Linked DNA regions of Homo sapiens: region 2 is linked to region 1. A link is a contact called in ENCODE Hi-C or POLR2A ChIA-PET data. All regions are on one chromosome and are shown on one strand. Each heading gives the region's core, a stretch centred on a gene start or an enhancer-like site at or near the end of the contact. The rest is flanking DNA. Distances are from core to core; before and after follow the strand shown. Region 1 holds the start of FMO4 (flavin containing dimethylaniline monoxygenase 4). Region 2 holds the start of MYOC (myocilin).

Evidence for each region. Hi-C counts contacts between places; a loop is a spot of excess contacts on that map. ChIA-PET counts read pairs that join two places held with the same protein, here RNA polymerase II (POLR2A). Pooled maps may share reads with other maps.
Region 2: a loop to region 1 is called in a map of aorta, with 6 times the contacts of the local background. The contact joins the promoter of MYOC here to the promoter of FMO4 in region 1. A Hi-C loop is called at or near these places in 1 of 168 maps with a recorded cell type or tissue (aorta) and 8 of 50 pooled maps. POLR2A ChIA-PET finds 5 or more read pairs at or near these places in 1 of 52 experiments (BJ).

What each region holds. Positions count from the first base shown.
Region 1 is chr1:171,312,579-171,316,929 of GRCh38, forward strand. It overlaps FMO4 (flavin containing dimethylaniline monoxygenase 4), which reads left to right and starts at 1,605. Exons shown (of 10, transcript NM_002022.3): 1 at 1,605-1,835; 2 at 3,608-3,749.
Region 2 is chr1:171,650,083-171,654,159 of GRCh38, forward strand. It overlaps MYOC (myocilin), which reads right to left and starts at 2,606. Exons shown (of 3, transcript NM_000261.2): 1 at 1,926-2,606. The coding sequence starts at 2,529.

The DNA.
Region 1 (4,351 bases), core at 355-2,854:
ATCAGCGCTCTGTAAAATGGATCAATCAGCAGGATTCTAAAAGTAACCAATCGTGGGGAGAATTGAGAAAAGGGCATTCTGATAAGACAGAAACAGGACATGGGAGGGGACAAATAAGAGAAAGCTGGCCACCCCAGCCAGCGGCAGCAACTGGCTCGGGTCCCCTTCCACTCTGTGGAAGCTTTGTTCTTTCGCTCTTCACAATAAATCTTGCTGCTGCTCACTCTTTGGGTCTGTGCCATCTTTTAAGAACTGTAACACTCACCACAAAGGTCCGCAGCTCCATTCTTGAAGTCAGGGAGACCAGGAACCCACCGGAAGGAACTAACTCTGGACACAATATTTTTTTTTCTTTTTTTAAATTTTTTTCTTTATTTCTTCTAAAAAAAAGTGGGATGCATGTGCAGAACGTGCAGGTTTGTTGCATAGGTACACGTGTGCCATGGTGATTTGCTGCACCTATTGACCTGTTCTCCTCTAAGTTCCCTCTCCTCACCCCCTACCCTACAACAGGCCCTACAACATTCCCCTCTCTGTGTCCATGTGTTCTCATTGTTCAACTCCCACTTATGAGTGAGAACATGCAGTGTTTGGTTTTCTGTTCCTGTGTTAGTTTGCTGAGGATGATGGCTTCCAGCTTCATCCATGTCCCTGCAAAGGACATGATCTTATTTCTTTTTATGGCTGCATAATATTCCATGATATTTTTCAAAAGAAAATATTTGCTGCCAACAGAAGATTTTATATTAAAATCTGTATTTGCAGCTTTTACTGAAAAGAACCTAAGGCCTTGCCATATTGGGCTCATTTTCTCAAATAGCAACATTTAGCTGAACTGAATAGACAGAGAAAGTACTTTCCAGTCAGATCATATCTGGCCCACTTTCCTCGTGTATGTTACCCTCCTCACTCCTGTAGGCATTTGCATGTGTAGTCACAAGCAAATGTGGTTTAGAAATTGTTCAGTGAACCATGTTGGAAAATGTCCCTAAACACAAGTCCTAAAGATGGTCTGTTATATTATCTTACAAGCACACAGTGGAAGGAAAAACAGTTAAGTTTTCTATTTCTGCCACAGCTTCTATAATTATTACCTTTCTTGTGCCCTAGGTTAATATCTAAAAATAGCTTTATGCTTTCTCAAACACATTTCACCAGCTCCCTCTGCTGATCCAATCTGAAGGACAAAACAGCTTAAATTCCTTGTAAGTCCTGAACTTTAAAATCACATTTCTGGGGTTGGAGAACTCCAAGCATGAAAGAACTTGATGAGGTAATGGTCATCTAAATAACTTTCTCCTTTGGACAGCTCCTATGGTAATCCAAGCAAGAGTCAGGGTGTAGAAGTTTGTTTCCAAAAGTAGAACTCCTGTTTCGCTGAGAAAGCTGTAATTTGGGGTGATTTGGCGCCCTCTACAGACTATAATGGCAAAAGCGACGCTATCATGTGCTTCCCATAGCTTTAGGGCTTTGCCAGAACTATGACGTTGAGGAGGGTGGGGTAAAGGGGCAGGAAGCGTTTATGTTCTGCCAATCCAACAGCTGTATTCTAACTCACCATTCCGCCCTCCCTTAAGATCACGGAAGTATCACGCTTGCCTCTTACACAACTTTTTTTCCTTAGTCTGTATACTTTCTGCTGTCACTAGCATAACAGAAAAGACGAATGGCTTTTGTTTTAAACTGAGGGCACTTTTACAAAAGTCATCTTTCCATTTATTTTTCTTTCAGAAAAAAGAATTTGGGTTTTGAGCTTTTTTAAAAAAAAAAGACAAACACTTTCCTTGACTTTGAGAAATAATTTAAGTCAAAGAATCTGCTCTATGCTAACCAAGGTAAGTGTCCTGGATTTTTTTTTTAATGGGGAAATGATCCAGAAACTGCTTTCACAAAAGATGAATGTTTTTCTTGGAGTGTGTTCCTTAAGAATGAATGTGATTATCTTCTTTTGGGGTCTCTTGACTAGGGCTAAAGCAAGAGAATTAAGGAGAGAGTCAGGAAGCAAAGGGAAGTTGTAAGGAAACAAAGTTATGTTGTGGACAGAACCATCCAAAAGGAAAGTGTCAGTGAGATAAACAGAATCATGAGACTTTCAGTGACTCCAGTGACCTCTGATTTCATCTTATGAATGAGATGGAAATGCCAGCCATTGGGAAACAAATACCCCATAGATGGCGTGGGAAAAAAATACTGTAACAAAGCAAGAGCATGGTAGGATGATGATAAGAAACATAAAATGATCAAATTTCAAATTCAAAGAAATCATAATTGATTACATGATTTGCAAATCACCCAAGTCTCTCCATGTCTCATAAAGGATTCCTACATTTGCTGGTCAGTCAGGTATAGGGTGGGGTTTTCCCGTTGTACAAAGGTCTAGTTCAATAGGTCAGGTCTCCTTTCTGCCAAGGGACTAAATATAAGCAACCTATGGCTGGCACGGTGGCTCACGCCTGTAATCCCAGCACTTTGGAAAGCCGAGGAGGGCAGACCACTTGAGATCAGGAGTTTGAGACCAGCCTGACCAACATGGTGAAACCCCGTCTCTACTAAAAATACAAAAATTATCCAGGCGTGGTGCCGCCTGCCTGTAGTCTCAGCTACTCAGGAGGCTGAGGCAGGAGAATCACTTGAACCCAGGAGGTGGAGGTTGCAGTGAGCCGAAATTGTGCCACTGCATTCCAGCCTGGAAGACAGAGTGAGACTCCAACTCAAATAAATAAATAAATAAATATAAGCACCTTTGAGCAACCAAGTACCTTATGAAGTCCACTTTATAGTTTGCAGAGTTTGCACACACGTTCTCCCAATCCTTCAAGCCTGCAGTATTCTCGCCTACCTTTGAATTCATATCTTTTTTTTTTTGTGCACCAATTACTTGGTTTTCAGACATAAGAACAGTCCTTTCAAGCTTGAAGGAAACAAAGAGAAAGCCACTTGAACCCTCTGTTTTACAAATGTGGAAGCACTGGCTCAGAGAAATTGAGAATTGTGTCCAGGGTTACAAGCTGCTTAGAGGCAGAAGCAGAACTAGAACTCAGATCTCTCAATTTCCAGTTCACTCACTACCTTCCTCTACTGACTCAAGGCAAAATTTAAAAAGGTTGCTCCCATTCAGAAATTTATAGTCTGTAAATACGGATTAATTTTAAAAGGTGCTAATTCCCAATTTGTTTCTACTGCCTGTAGAGTCTCTAAGTCAGTCCTTAAAGTGCTTTTGCCCAGCACGTTTTTAACCCCACAGGCCACTCTGTGTCACTAACTAGGTCTCTAGACAGGGATAATAAACAGGCCAGGAGAGTGCAAGCATTCATGCCTAGAGCATGCTGCTACCATAGGACTTAGCACAAGGTAGTATCAGCCTCTCCATATACAACATCTTAAGAGCAGTCACGGTCTTTTTTAAATTCTAAGACTTTACTACTATTTCTTAGTTGCAGGGTCTTCATTATCTTCAGGGCCCCATACTTAGCTTAGGACCTGCACTTAGAGGTACCCAGGGCATATTTGTTGAATGAATTAATTTGCTTCCAGTCTATTCACGTCAGTATATTTTTCACTTTGGCAATTCAGTTAGCAGTCATTTCTTTTTACCTTATGATTGCAGAGATAGAGCACAGCAAAGATCTGCCAGCCCCAGGCCTCTACCTAGTGGCCTGGAAATTCAAGTATTCTTATTGGTGGAGGCCATTTGTTTCTGATTAGAAGCTGTCTAAACCTCCTACTCCTCAACTCAAAGGAAAACACAGGTATGTCTGCCTACTCCTTTCCAAACTTGTTGATACATTTTATCTGTATGAACTGTCTTTTCCAAGGAGAAGAGAAGGAAGACAGGAGACAAGTAGGGAGGTAGAGAATGAACACTGAGTAAATATTTTGTGCAAGGCACTTTTTTGTGTAAGTAATATCAAGTTTTTTAAAATGCAAACAATCCTTCAACATAGATATTTTTATTATTTTACAAATAATATATCTAAGGTTGCTTCAGTCGGTTGCTCAGGGTCATATGGCTAGTTGGTAGCAGAGAAAGTTCAAACCCAACTCTGCTGCCTCCAAAATCCATTTTCATTGCATTCCATATAGCTCTCTCAACTAAATAGGGACTCCCAAATAAAAAGTCTAAGAGGAAAAATGATGCATTTTTTAATACATAATGAAGCCAGGTATGGCAATCTCAGCCTTACAAAGGCAAGGCAGCAAATACATTCAGAAATTGGCAGCCCTAGGAAATCCTTCTGATCCTCATTGCAAGTTCATGAATCTGCCTTAGGGTCAGGTAAGTCTAAGGGTTCCTGGAGGACTCAGGAGTCTTTCTTTACTCCCTCCAGTCAGTAAATTCTCTTAGATTTTG
Region 2 (4,077 bases), core at 1,356-3,855, 340 kb after region 1:
AGCTGGAAAGATCAAGAAAAAATATAAAATTAGGAAACACATCTAATAAATCCCCAAAGACTTGTTAAATGACCACAAAAGAAAAAAAAAGGCAAAACATTGCCACTATTTTTGTACACACACACACACACCACCCACACCCACATACACACATGCAGGAGTTTTTATTGAGAATGTAACTTCATTCAACAGTCTGAAATAAGTAATGCCTCATCACACTTCTGGTAATGATGATTCTTTCAATTGTCTCCACAGATTCAAGTCTCAAGCTCTACCACTGACCAGCTGGGCAACCTTGGCCCCTTAGCATCTTAGGACTTCACTTTCCTTGGTTGTAAAATTCAGAATTGGATCTCTTCTAATTCTAACAATCTAAACATTTTTTAAAAATCCTTTACATCTTATAGGTATTTCATGTGAACCCCACAAAAATTATTCACAGCAGGAATTTTCTTTGTTATGTTATGGACAAGAAATGAAGATGCAGAGGGTTCAATAACTTGCCCAAGGTCATCCCCAGGCTCTGGCTCTTAGGTTTTCTAACCCCATAGCTATGAAGAGCTTGCCTTTCACGTAGAAGGCTCTTTTTAGGAAATATTTTCTCATAATTTTAAAGCTTTTCAAGCCTATAGAAAAACTGAAAGAATAGTACAATAAGCTCCCCATATACTTAGATTCACCAGTTTGTAATTCACCAGTTATTAATATTTTGCCACAGTTGTTTTACCTTTCTTTCTCTCATTATCTATATATTTGCAGTCTTTCTTCAACCATTTGAGAGCAAATTGCAGACATCCTGACGCCTCACCCTGGGTACTTAAGCATGTATCTCCATAGAACAAAGATTTTATCCTTCGCAACCACAGTATCATTATCTCACCAAGAAACTGAACATTAATACAGTAACATAATAATGAGCAGTCAAATTGCCTCAGTTATCCCAAACCTGTTCCTCATAGCCTTTTTCCCCCTTGGATGAAGACACCAATCAAGACTCATGCACTACATTTGGTTAACACATTTCTTTAGTCTCTTTAATATAGAACAAGCCCTTCCCCACCCCTTTTTTCTTTCTTCCTTGGCACTGACATCTTTGACCAGTCCAAACTAATTGTCCAACAACTGGATTTGCTTGCTTATTTCCTCATGATTAGAACACTTCCTCAACAGGGAATATTTGGGAGCCCACTTTCACAAAAAGTGACACAAATACCATCTTCCCAGCTAATAAGAAGACCTCCCCCAACACCTCACCCCCGCACCCCCCCCACACACACACAGACTCACCTTTAGGCAAGAAGGGACCAGGATGAACAGAAGAGCCTCTCAGAAAAAGCCATCTCAAGAATTTGTCTGATGACTTAAAAGCAGAGGTTCTCAGATTGGACTGAGTAAGAAAACTTTCAGAACAACATATTAAGAAAACTGACAGAGAGGTGCCATCTCTTTATTTTGCCAGGGAAGAACATTTAAAAATAAACAAAAACTTACCACTTATTATCATTTCCCAAATCTATTGTAATTTCATAAATAAAGGTCATTTTAACATCAAAAGGTACAAATAACAATCTGAGCAAAGGTTCAAAAAAGGATAGTTTTTCAAAAGGGACAATTGACAACTTTCTACTGCTCATATGCAGACACATCTCACCCGGTCCTTTTATTTCTCCTTTTGCTATGGACTGTGAAAACTGACATGGAGGGGCACAAGAACTCTGAACCACTAATCTAAATGAAGCTCTCAGGAGCTAAATTACTAGTAATACTTGAAGGTGATCGCTGTGCTTTCCTTAATTCATCTGTCTTGTGCTAGCTGTGCAGTCTCTAGGAGAAAGGGCAGGCAGGGAGGCCTGGAGCGCCTGTAGCAGGTCACTACGAGCCATATCACCTGCTGAACTCAGAGTCCCCCCACTCTGCATTCTTACCTTCTCTGGAGCCTGGTGGCACAGCCCGAGCAGTGTCTCGGGTCTGGGGACACTGGCCCCTTCTCAGCCTTGCTACCTCCTGGCTGCTGCTTTCCAACCTCCTGGCCAGATTCTCATTTTCTTGCCTTAGTCGCTTCTTCTCTTCCTCCAGAACTGACTTGTCTCGGAGGAGGTTGCTGTAGGCAGTCTCCAACTCTCTGGTTTGGGTTTCCAGCTGGTCCCGCTCCCGCCTCAGGGTGCCCAGCTCCCTCTGCAGCCCCTCCTGGGTCTCCTGGGGCCTGGCAGCCTGGTCCAAGGTCAATTGGTGGAGGAGGCTCTCCAGGGAGCTGAGTCGAGCTTTGGTGGCCTCCAGGTCTAAGCGTTGGGTGCTGCTGTCTCTCTGTAAGTTATGGATGACTGACATGGCCTGGCTCTGCTCTGGGCAGCTGGATTCATTGGGACTGGCCACACTGAAGGTATACTGGCATCGGCCACTCTGGTCATTGGCCTTCCTGAGCTGAGCTGTCCTGGCCCCCACATCCCACACCAGGCAGGCCAGAAGCAGCAGCTGGACAGCTGGCATCTCAGGCCCAAAGCTGCAGCAACGTGCACAGAAGAACCTCATTGCAGAGGCTTGGTGAGGCTTCCTCTGGAAAGCTCTGCTGTGCTGAGAGGTGCCTGGATGGGTGGCCTTGCTGGCTCATGCCCGAGCTCCAGAGAGGTTTATATATACTGGGGAGCCAGCCCTTCATGGGGGAAGACAGAGGTGGCCACGTGAGGCTGGGTGGGGCTGTGCACAGGGGGGTTGCCTTCACGCTGCCAGCAAGATTCTTAGAAAATAACCTTCCAGAAGTCTGTTTGGAGTTTCTTTTTAAAAAGAACATCCCAATTTATGCACCCATACCCCAATAATAGTTCCTATATCTCCACCTGGTTTTACACACACACACACACACACACACACGTACACACACTTACACCAGGACTACTGGTGTGCTGATTTCAACAAGGATATATTTCTAGTTTATATTTCCATTCACTCTGCAAACTCATTGAGAACCTGCACTGTGCCAGGCACTATGCTAGGAACTGGAGATCCAAACAAGTCCTTTAAGACGTAGCAGGGACAGAGAAAAATAACAGCCAGCCAGAACACAAGGACAGCACCCTACCAGGCTCCAGGGAGAGCATTCCTATAGAAGCGGCAGATTTCCCCCCTCACCCCTAGCTTTAAAACAACTGTGTATCTTTGGGAGAACTTTCTAATTTCAGTCTTGCATCTCAGGCACCAATGTCAATGTTAGCCTCTAAATCAGTTCTTACTCTGTGTGTGTGCATGCCAAGAACCTCATTGGTGAAATCTGGGGAACTCTTCTCAGAAAGATGTTTTCAAATATATAAAATATAGATTACAAAGGAAACAAATGATAATGAAATATGATTATCAAAATATCAAAATTTTAAACATGTTTTATTAATATGTTAAAAACAAGATCCAGCAGGAGGTCTAATTTCAAAGTAGTTTTGAGTATAAATATTTCACTTACAACGTATCTGCAACAACTGTAATATAGTATAAAATGTCTGTGATTTCTATTGGTAATGACAAAATCACAGGTACTGTTATTACCACTTTGAGTTTATGGCTCTATTCGCAATGGAATAAAATGTTAAATTTAGTTAGAAGGTGGTAAAAACAAAAATGTAATTTTTTCCTCATTCAAATTCACAGGCTTTCTGGACTGTAGGTTAATAATCCCTGCTTTACATTAATAAACCCAAAGAGAAAAAACAAAAAGCAAATGGCAATAGCCAATAAATATACCAAAACTGTCAGAAGTAACTTTAAGCCACTTGAAATAATGATTGCCTTTGAGCAACTTTATGTTGTTAATACCAACAACAGTGTCAATACTTGTGAAGTAAATATTTCCAAACTGCCCTGGCAGACTCACCTCCAGAGTGGAGAAACACAGTTTGCTCTAAAGATTCTATTCTTATTTGATTGGTTCTGCAGTTAAGCCTGAACTTGAGACATTTACAAATGGGTGTTTGTTTACAGCTGACCAAAGGGTACTAGTCTCATTTTCTGAATCAGATAGTAAACATCGCTGAAATGATTTTTCAAAAAACCAATCATATAGTCAGCAAGACCTAGGCTTGAATCTGTTTG